Linked DNA regions of Mus musculus: region 1 is linked to region 2. A link is a loop called in an ENCODE intact Hi-C map of the cell type or tissue named here. Cell type or tissue: heart. All regions are shown on one strand. Region 1 holds the start of AI839979 (expressed sequence AI839979). Region 2 overlaps Babam2 (BRISC and BRCA1 A complex member 2).

Region 1 (5,000 bases), 250 kb after region 2:
AAAAAAAAAAAGAAAAGAAAAAGAAATCATAAGACACTAACCCTAAAGTAACATCAAGGCGTTCAGGCACCAGCATTGCACATGTGTGTGGGTGGTGCACTAGGATAAATGAATCCATCCTTCTGCAGAGAGTGCTGAGGGCACACAGTGTCTGACACTGGCCCAAGCACTTGTTTTCACTAGAACAACTGCTGGTGGGGTGGGGAGGTACTCAAACAAGTGACAACAAGAATATGGCATTGCTGTCCTTGCTGAGGTGGTGGCTGCTTCTGTTGCTGCTGCTTTCTTCTTCTTCTTCTTCTTCTTCTTCTTCTTCTTCTTCTTCTTCTTCTTCTTCTTCTTCTTCTTCTTCTTCCTCTTCCTCTTTTTCTTCCTTCTCCTTCTTCTCCTCCTCCTCCCCTTCTTCTTCTTCTTCTTCTTCTTCTTCTTCTTCTTCTTCTTCTTCTTCTTCTTCTTCTTCTTCTTCTTCTTCTTCTTCTTCTTCTTCTTCTTCTTCTTCTTTCTCTCTCTCTCTCTCTCTCTCTCTCTCTCTCTCTCTCTCTCTCTCTCGATATATATCAGGATGACCTTGAATTTGTGGCTATGCTCCTGCTTCTGCCTCCAGGGTGCAGAGTACTGGGATTGCAAGCATGTACCATGATACTTAGCTAGAAATTTTTATTTGTTTTTTGAGACTGGGTTTCTTTATGTAGCCCTGGCTGTCCTGGAACTTACCATGTAGACCAGGCTCCAATTCAGAGATCCACCTGCTTCTCCATGCTTTGCTTTGGGGATTCTTCTCTTTTCTCTTCTTTTTTTTTTCTTCTTTCCTTTTAAAATGTATATGAGCACACTGTTGCTGGCTTCCAACATATCAGAAGAGGTCATCAGATCTCATTAAAGGTGGTTGTGAACATATGTGGTTGCTGGGAATTGAACTCAGGATCTCTGGAAGAACAGTTAGTGCTCTTAACTGCTGAGCCATCTCTCCAGCCCCACCTAGGGAATTTTTAATAATTGAAATTACCCAACATATGTAATGGAATGTCTCATGCTTACATTCAGAAAAGAAATAATAAAAAACAAATCTTGTTACGAAGAAAACCGGGTATGGAAATACCAAGTCAATGAACTTGGTCCAAGTTCAAGGTCAGTAGAGGGGCTGCACTCCCTGTGCCTCGATCCCAGCCCTTCTACTCTTACAAACATGCAGCATGCCTACTACTCCGACTTTTCTTTCCTTTGTTTTTAAAGACAGGGTCTCACTATGTAGCCTTGGCTAGCCTGGAACTCACCATGTAGACCAGGATGGACTCTTAACTCCTAGAGATCATCTGCCTCTACCTAGTGCTAAGATTAAAGACATCCTCAGTGTCCCCCATCCTCCAGTGTCCCCATCCTCCAGTGTCCCCCATCCTCCAGTGTCCCCCATCCTCCAGCTCACCTGCTGCATCTGAGTTCCCACTGTAAAGGAGATCACAGATGTTTCCCCACTCGGGGTTGGTGAAGGTTAAGGGGAGCATCAGAGAGACCTTAAGTCTGGTTCTCACCGACTTTATACCTTGCCCAATGGCACATGCCAGCATGAGAAACACGGAAATTTGGCAAACCATGCAATCTACCAGGAACTCAGCTGTGAAGGGAGAGACAGTCCAAGATTGCCTGCAAAGTTTCTGCTTCCTCTCAAGCCCTCCAGAGGCCCCAGAGGAAGGAGTCCTGACCCTGCCATCTTCCTTAGACTCCAGGGCCTCCTTTTCTCTAAAGAGGCGTGGAGGGTGCTGAGTGTGGGGTGAAGGGGAGATCAGTGCAGCCAGGCTGCAGTCAGGCACAGGAGGCTGACCTTCAGTTAGCTGCTGCTAGACTGAGCTCCCACTAGTTACCTAGGAAGGCACCCAAAAGCACCGGGAGGCTGGGGGGCGGCGGGTTGGGGCAGAGACCACCCAGGAGAAATGAAGGGCTTGGTGTGGGGAGGGAAAGGAGGAAGCGGGGTGGGGGCAGTATCAGAGAAGAAGGGGCACTAGAGAGTGAGGAAAAAAGCAGAAGTCATTGTGTGGGGAGAAGGTTGAGGGATGATGCCGAAAAAGAGGAAGGGGTCAGCGGTGGCGGTAAGACTTTGGAGAAGGAAGGAGAAAGTCGAGAGGGAGGGAAGAGGAGGCGGTCCTGATTCTCCACTTTACTGCCCATTCCTTCTCCCTTGCTGAAACATCCAGCCGGTGCCTTTGTGGCCTCTTGGGCTGGGTTGCAATCTCATGCCAACCCGCTTGCCGGTTGTCAGGAGGCCTCTGGGGAGGACGCTGCAGGAGCCTCAAACGCCACCTACTCCCGGCCTCTCTCCCGGTTGATGTTTCTATTTTGGGCACCACATTATTTCCTGCTGTGATTTTTTTTTTCAGGCTTCTAATTCAGGCTCTGAGGTAAGCTGTGACATCCGCTCGTGCCCGCAGGCCCCTCCCGCACACTGCTTGTCCTCCTGGGGCGCGGGCACCCCTCAGGCCCAGCAGCAGTCCAGCCACTGCGGGGAGTCTTGGCAGGGCCTGCCTAAAAATAAGCTTTCGGATTTCCCCTCCCCCTGGTAGGGCAAAAGGAGGCTAGCTGGAATAGATTTCTAGGCAAGGATTTGAGGGGGTGATGGAGTGAGGTTGACAGGGACCTGCTATAAACTGTGCCATTGTGCCTAGGAATGGGAGTCCAACGCTTCCGTGTCCGAAGTCTGTTTAACTATATTTGGACAATGACCCTTTAGAGATGCTGATAAAGGCTACACAGAATCCCAGAAACTGTCCACAACAAACTCACAGGTAGGTTCCTGGTAATTTTGGGTTTGTGCACTTCCTTGAGTCGGGGAGCCCTTGTTCAAAGCCCTGGGTATGCATGGACGCCTCCCTCCCTGATCTCTCCTCTCAACCTCAGTATGCCTCATTATATTTAATCAATATGTGCTTAAAAAGAAGAAGTCTCTGTATGTGCAAGTACTTCAAGCACAGGCAGATTATAAGCTATGTCCTTAGGGAAACAACAGCCTCTTAAAACTGTCTTCTGGTTTACTCCCAAGGACCTGCTGGCCATCTGGCAGTGAGGGCACCCACTGCATTGGGTTCTGGCAGATTTAAGTTCCGAACTCAATTAAGTAGGCTCTGTTTTTGTTTTTCCTGACTTCTCTCTCACAGCAGACAAAATGGTAAAGCTCCCGGGAGTCTCACCCATCCCAGTCCATGGGGGTGACTTTAGCTGAGACTCCTAGCAGTGAGGATATGGAGCCTGTTGTGCTTGTAGACAGGAGCCTAGCATAACTCCTCTGACAGCTACCCAGCAGCTGACTGAAACAGATGCTGAGTCCCACAGTCAAACATTAAATGGAGCTTGGGGACTCTTGTGGAAGAGTTGTGGGAAGGATTGCAGGCCCTGAAGGAAATAGGAACTCTACAAGAAGACCAACAAAGTCAACTAACCTGGACCACTAGGGGCTCCCAGAAACTGAACCATCAACCAAAGAGCATACACAGGCTGGACCTAGGCCTCCTTGCACATATGGAACAGATATGTAGCTTGGTCTTCATGTGGATCTCCCAACAACTGGAGCAAGGGCTGTCCCTGAATCTGTTGCCTGCCTGTGGGTCCTGTTCCCTTAACTAGGCTGCCTTGTCTGGCCTCAGTGGGAAAGGATGTGCCTAGCCCTGCAAAGACTTGATGTACCTAGGTTGGGGGATAACCGAGGGAAGAGGGAGGGTTCCATCTTCTCAGAGGAAAAGGGGATGGGGGACTGTGTGAAGGAGGTACGGGGAGAGGGGAGCAGCAATTGGGATGTAAAGTGAATAAATATATATATCAATGAATAAGTAGGAAAAACGATCAAGTTCCTCACATGGCTGAAAGTGAAAGAGGCAGCGTCTTTTAAAAGGTCTTGGTCACTGGAGGTTTTTTTTTGCTTTTGAATCACATGCACCTTGTCTGCTGTTGCCTTTATGAACATGTAACATCCAATAAATTTTGTTTTTTAAATCTTTATCATATTTTATTTGTGTGTGTGTCTGTAGACCAGGGTGGCTTCAAACTCAGAAATCCTCCTGCCTCTGCCTCCCAAGTGCTGGGGTTAAAGGTGTGCACTGCACACACACACCACCACTGGGCCTGGCTAATTTCTAGCCATACTACTTACTAGGAGGCAGAAACCCTGGGAGGTAACTAAGTCTCCCAGGAGACTTTCAAGAATAGTATTAGGAAAATGGCTTGAGAGAGCTTGTCTACTTTGTAAGGATCTGCTGGTGCCTTGAAATCTTGGACTTCCCAGTCTCTAGAACCTTGAGAAATGAAATTCTATTTAAAGATTACTCAACCTAACGTATCTTGTATGAGCCACCCAATGACTTGAAACAGGTACACTGAGCCCAAATTAAGGAAGTGATGTAAGATAAGCTATTTCTAGAACACTGAATGCGGACCAGGACCCGATCTCCAGGAAACTAGAGTGGCTCATTATGACATTACTAGACCTTCAAGTAGGCTTGCTCTTGACTCTAGATCCTCCATTTCCCACAGGGGTTCTCCTCCTAGCTCTACATGGGCACCAATCTGCCTGTATCTCCTTGGGAACTCTCTAGGGCTCCCATTTGCTTGTGACCCTTCACATTCTGATGGGCACTCTTGACTTCTTATCTCCCCTGACTTTTTATCTGGCCCACTTTAGTCTCCCTCATTAAAAAAAAATTAATCAAGAAATGCCCCTCGCCAAAAAGCAGGCACCCCAATTCCAATGCCTGGTGGGACAAGGCAGGTCATGAAATGGGTAAGTGGGTAAGGCAGACCAGGTTGGGGGTGAAGTGGCATTTAGACCCCAGGTGCCTAGTCTAAAGGGTACCAGCTACTTAGCTCCTCTTTATTTCAAGCCTAGTGTTAACCGATCTCCCAGAGTTGTTTGCTTGTGCTCTGGTTTGGTTTGGGTTTTTTGAAACAGGATTTCTATTTGCTACAGTTCTGCCTCTGCCTCCTAAGTGCTGGGATTAAAGACATGTACCACCATTTTT
Region 2 (5,000 bases):
CTTCCTTGACTATCTATCAGTGCTACCCACCAACACTTCTTCAGGATAACTGAAAACAGCACAATAAAAGGAGCCACAGATAGCATCTTAGTGTGGTCCTGGAAATACTCTGATAGCACAGATCCCTGAAGGATCCCCAGGGATTTTGCAGGCCCACTTGTAGGATCATCACACTAGAATACATTCCTTTAAAGACAACCTAAGCATAGCCCCTACCTGAAGAAACTGAACAAACAAAAGAATGCACTGGTGACAAGGAGGCTGATGCCCTTGGTGCCCATGGTTTTAACATTCAGAGATTCAACAACTGCAGATTAAAATAATTTAGAAAAAAGTGTGTTGGTACTAGACTGATATCTTTCCTTGTCCATTATTCTCTGCACAATAGAATACAACCATTTAGGCAGTATTTATATTAGAGATGATGTGCACAAATCACTACAAATACCACATCATTTTATACAAATTGTCGAGCAGCTGAAGATTCTGGGATCAATGGCATCTCTTGGCACTGATTTCCTATACACCCAGGACAATGGTTCTGTGTTCTTCTACATAGTCTAAGTGACAGGAACTTGATGGTGGGGAAGGAACAAGGTAGGCCTTCACTGATAGGAAGAATAGGACCAAGCAGATATTCCCAAAAAGAAGAACAAATGTTCCACCATTACACAATAAAGTAGGCATGGTGATTTGATTAGAAGAACAGAGTCGTGCATGGCAAAGCTCTTGGCCTTGACAGCCGAGATTCCTTTGAGCTATTCAAAACCTCATTCAAAATATTAACAGGATGTACAAACACAGGCCAGAACTTAAAATGGCCATTATGCCGACTGCTAGGTGTGTCCTTCCAAGATCAGTCACACTGACAAATAGGAAAGATAATGACTCGTTACTTCTTAATTGAGTATGCCTTCCCAGGCTGCCTGGAGTACTAGAGCAAAGGAAAAAGCTTTCGCCACCTCAATGTCTATTCCTTAAATCTTACCATTTTTATTCAGAGTTGGAACACGTCAAGCCCATGTCCACACAATAAGAAAACAATCATAAAAACATATTATCAGACAAACATCTCTGAATAATTGAAATTAATTTCAAACCATTCAACCTAATTGTTAAATCCACAGTATAGACATGCCAACCAACATATCCTTCCTGTTAAAACACAGCCTCCCAATACCTGGAAATGCCTCTGACCTTGACCATTCAAACACACTTAGCTGGAAACCACACCCATCCGTGCAGGTTTGGACATAAAATAGCTAAACATCTGTCTCTTATGACTATATGACTGCTTTTCTTTTATATATGTATATAACATATATATATGTTATATATAACCTTTAGTCTTTTCTTTTATATATGTATATATACATATATAATATATGTATATTTATATATATATATATGTTATATATAAAACCTTTAGTCTTAAGGTTCCTTAAGAGTAAGTCTACTAAAGACTAAGACATATTTTAAAAATAGTATCTAGCATATTAGACACTGGGCTTCCTAATCCTCTTGAGCAACAAATACAGAGGAATGCTCCAACTTTCATCAGGGCAGGAGGCAGCAGCATACATTTTCAGGACTCTCTATGAAAAAGGGAAATATTGCTGTGTTTCTACTCAGAAAGTTCTGCTCTGTTTTACTTTTATTAATGAAGCAAAGAAAACATCTGAAATGAAGATGGCCACAAACCAGAAGCAAAGATCATATAATATACTAACAACAACAACAACAACAACAAAAAAAAGGAAATCTAAAATGGATTCTAAAATGAGTAATAAAAAATACAATTGAAGAAAATGATCAACTACAGTCAATGAAAATAACCAAAGAATTAACTAACAGTTTGGAAGAGAAACTAAAATGCCTCAGATACGAGAGGTGGTCAAAGAGTACTGAACTAGTGGGGTGCAGACTATAAATGTCAACCTGCCCCCACGCCCCCAGTTTAGTTCACTAAAACAGTAGTGAAGCAGACCCACAGCCCATTTTATGGGAACGGTGACTCCCTGTCCCTGCTCCGGCTGCCTGAACATGAGGGCATTCCTGTTGAAGTGACCGTCAACCTTCCATGTTTGCTTCTTCCTAAATCCACTCCATTCACATCAGCAGCCCCCGGGTCTTCCTGTACTTCCTCTATGAGAAACGTAAGGAGCCAGAGCAGCTTTAGAGAGAGGCCTAGCTCATAGGCAGCTCAGGTGTTTCTCAAGACCATAGCACTCATCATACTGAAGCAAATCCACACTGAAAGGACATCAGTTATGGAAAGAGCTAGAAGCAATGGCCACAGGCCTGTGGCTTGGGGAAGATTAAATAGGGAGATAAACGCATGAGACTTAGAATCATCACTGTCTAATAGTAATGGGAATGACATCCCAGAGAAATTTCTCTTCTGCAAAAATAATTTTATGATAAAATTTGTCACTAAGAGGATGATATGGAGAATGAATTAGAAATATAACAACAGCAAAAAAAAAAAAAAAACCCTAATATTACCTAAAAACCTACAACAAAATCCTGGACATCAAAACCAAGGAACAACATATGAAAATATGAAGCCTTGTTAGTATTCAAAGAAGAGTGACTTTAAAACATTCAGAGTGACAGTCTCATCACCAGCATTGACGATCATGTGCCCTCCCCACACAGAGACTCAAGTCTCAGCCTCCTTGGGCACCCCGCAGATCTGCAGCTTTGCCACCCTGCACTTCCTGTCCTCTGGTGACACTAGCCCCAGAGCAGGCTCTAGCAGAACTAATTAGTGTGGCATTTTCTGAGAACAGAGGGACAGCTCCACATGTGTGTCTTACTCCCATGTGAGATTCTCATTTGTCTTTCCCCTTTTATAGCACTCACACAAGAGACTTGAGCCAATAATACTTATATTTTAAATTAGTGAATTAACCAGTAATACTGAGGGTATATTTAATGGGTACTTTAACACATGGGAGTGTAATACTCCACATAAAGACCATCTACGTACAAGAAACTTACTAGAAAAAAAATTAGCACTGGGCGTGGTGGCGCACACCTTTAATCCCAGCACTCGGGAGGCAGAGGCAGGCAGATTTCTGAGTTCGAGGCCAGCCTAGTCTACAAAGTGAGTTCCAGGACAGCCAGGGCTACACAGAGAAACTCTGTCTCGAAAAACAAAAACAAAAACAAAAACAAAAAAAAAGCAACTGATTTCTACAATTGAAAGCCATTTTGTAGGTTTTTAAAACCTGATCTCCATAGTCTCTAAAATTTCTGTGTATGTGTGAATATGTTTAGGTATAAATGCATTTACTACATACCATAAGGAAAGAAATATAAATTTTACAATACATGATAAACTATTTTCCATATTTCACTTTAATATTTGTCTGTGTGTGGTCCTGGGGACTGAACCCAGGGCTGGAGCATGCCAGACAACGAAGCTCTTTCCACCTCAACCTTGAGGAACCCAGTCTATTCCCATTTGCAGTTTGTGACACCAGACTTCAGTTACCTCTTCAAACAACTGAAACTTAGAAAGTTCAGAAGGAAAAAATCATATCCTCTAACCATAAATATGTATACTTTCACACTACCATTGAGCTTGTTACTGCTCCAATTCCAAGGCTCAAAGATCTCTTTGGGAATATTAGTGCAGCAGGCTCTAGTGGCATGCAGTGGTCACAGTGGCCTCAGGAAATGACCAATGACATTTTTCATTTCCAACAGAACAGAAACTGAACAAGCAGGAATGATTTAAATGTCAGCGGGGGGAACATATAAATGATAACAAAAATAGCCCTGCTCTTGGCTTATTTGCAACAGGACAATGTCAACAATGAAAATCTCTGTTAGACCTTAACATATAAATAATTCTTCAATACAAAGAAATGAAATGACATTAGCCATCTTTTCATAATCCCTTCCTACTTTTTAAAGCCAGCACAACCTGAGCATGGTGTGGATGACAAATTTAGGTCTACATACAGCAAGTCTGTTCCCTGCTCACATAACAATTTTCAAAATATTTACACAGTCATGGGACTAGCAAAACAAACAAACAAACTGCAGCAGACCTCAATGCTGTGATCACATCCTATGATGGCAACAGTGCTAGCTGACAGCTGATATCTGGGGCCTTTACTCTTAAGAAGATTCAAGGACTAAGAACAAAACAAAGCTCTTAAAGGGAAGAGGACACTGTGTGCTCTTGCAGCGCACTCACAGTGGCAAACATTGGCAAGGCAGGAACCTAAACAGGGCAGTAGCTCCACAAGCCCATGGCTCTATCTCAGATACTCTAATAGCTCTCACATGCAGGGCTTACTGAGTCTGCGGCTCAAGGCTATTACTGTGACATTTGAAGTTAAGTTTTGTTCTTTCAAAACCAGGTGGAGCTAATTAGAAAAATATGCAAATCTCTAAGATGTAAATAAACAGTTAAGTACACCAATGAAAAGTCACTTGAGAGATTGATATGAAGTAGCAAAAGTAGTCCCAGAAATGTAGCGAAGTTGAGTTTGAACACCTGCCTAAGAAGGATGGCCGTATGTAAGTGGAGTGTGCACTGGGAGGAGGAGGCAGCTCAGGGTCTGTTCAGTGGCTGCTGCCCAACCATGGCCAGTGTGAGAAGGGAGCACCCTGGACGTCCAAAGCCTGCCCATCCAGAGCTCTCCAAGGTTCTGATCTGCTTCTCACTCAACAACCAGCCTCCACATGTGTGTCTAACGCGTCTTCTAAAGGGGATTTTATTATTTTTGTGTATAATTGGTTTGTTCGCATGTATGTACTGCACCATGAGGGTGCCTGGTGCTTATGGCGGTCAGAAGAGGGAACTGGATTCCCTGAGACTGGAACTACAGCAGGTTGAGAGCCACCATGTGATGCTGAGAACAGAACCTGGGTTCTCTGCAAGAGCAACAAGTGCTCTTATCCACTGAGCCATTTCTCCAGACCCTAAAAGAAATTTTTAAAGTACTTGCAGATGGCACCCATCCATCCATCCATTCTCTGGC

The links. Hi-C counts contacts between places; a loop is a spot of excess contacts. Peaks named below come from ENCODE experiments on the same cell type or tissue, not always from the same donor. Only the 100,000 strongest peaks of a DNase experiment are listed, where the experiment ranks them.
Region 1: it touches region 2 in a loop (2.3-fold over the local background); 1 of 42 quality-filtered maps calls a loop at or near these places.

What each region holds. Positions count from the first base shown.
Region 1 is chr5:31,568,577-31,573,576 of GRCm38, reverse strand. It overlaps AI839979 (expressed sequence AI839979), which reads left to right and starts at 2,180. Exons shown (of 3, transcript NR_102275.1): 1 at 2,180-2,393; 2 at 2,658-2,777; 3 at 3,147-3,985. In heart, no CTCF peak of the experiment used is centred here; a DNase peak (open chromatin) is centred at 2,356; H3K4me3 peaks cover 2,060 bases; H3K27ac peaks cover 3,749 bases.
Region 2 is chr5:31,814,976-31,819,975 of GRCm38, reverse strand. The region is part of intron 4 of Babam2 (BRISC and BRCA1 A complex member 2); the gene reads right to left. Among named protein-coding and RNA genes, the nearest start is that of Babam2, 120 kb to the right of the region's middle. In heart, no CTCF peak of the experiment used is centred here; no DNase peak of the experiment used is centred here.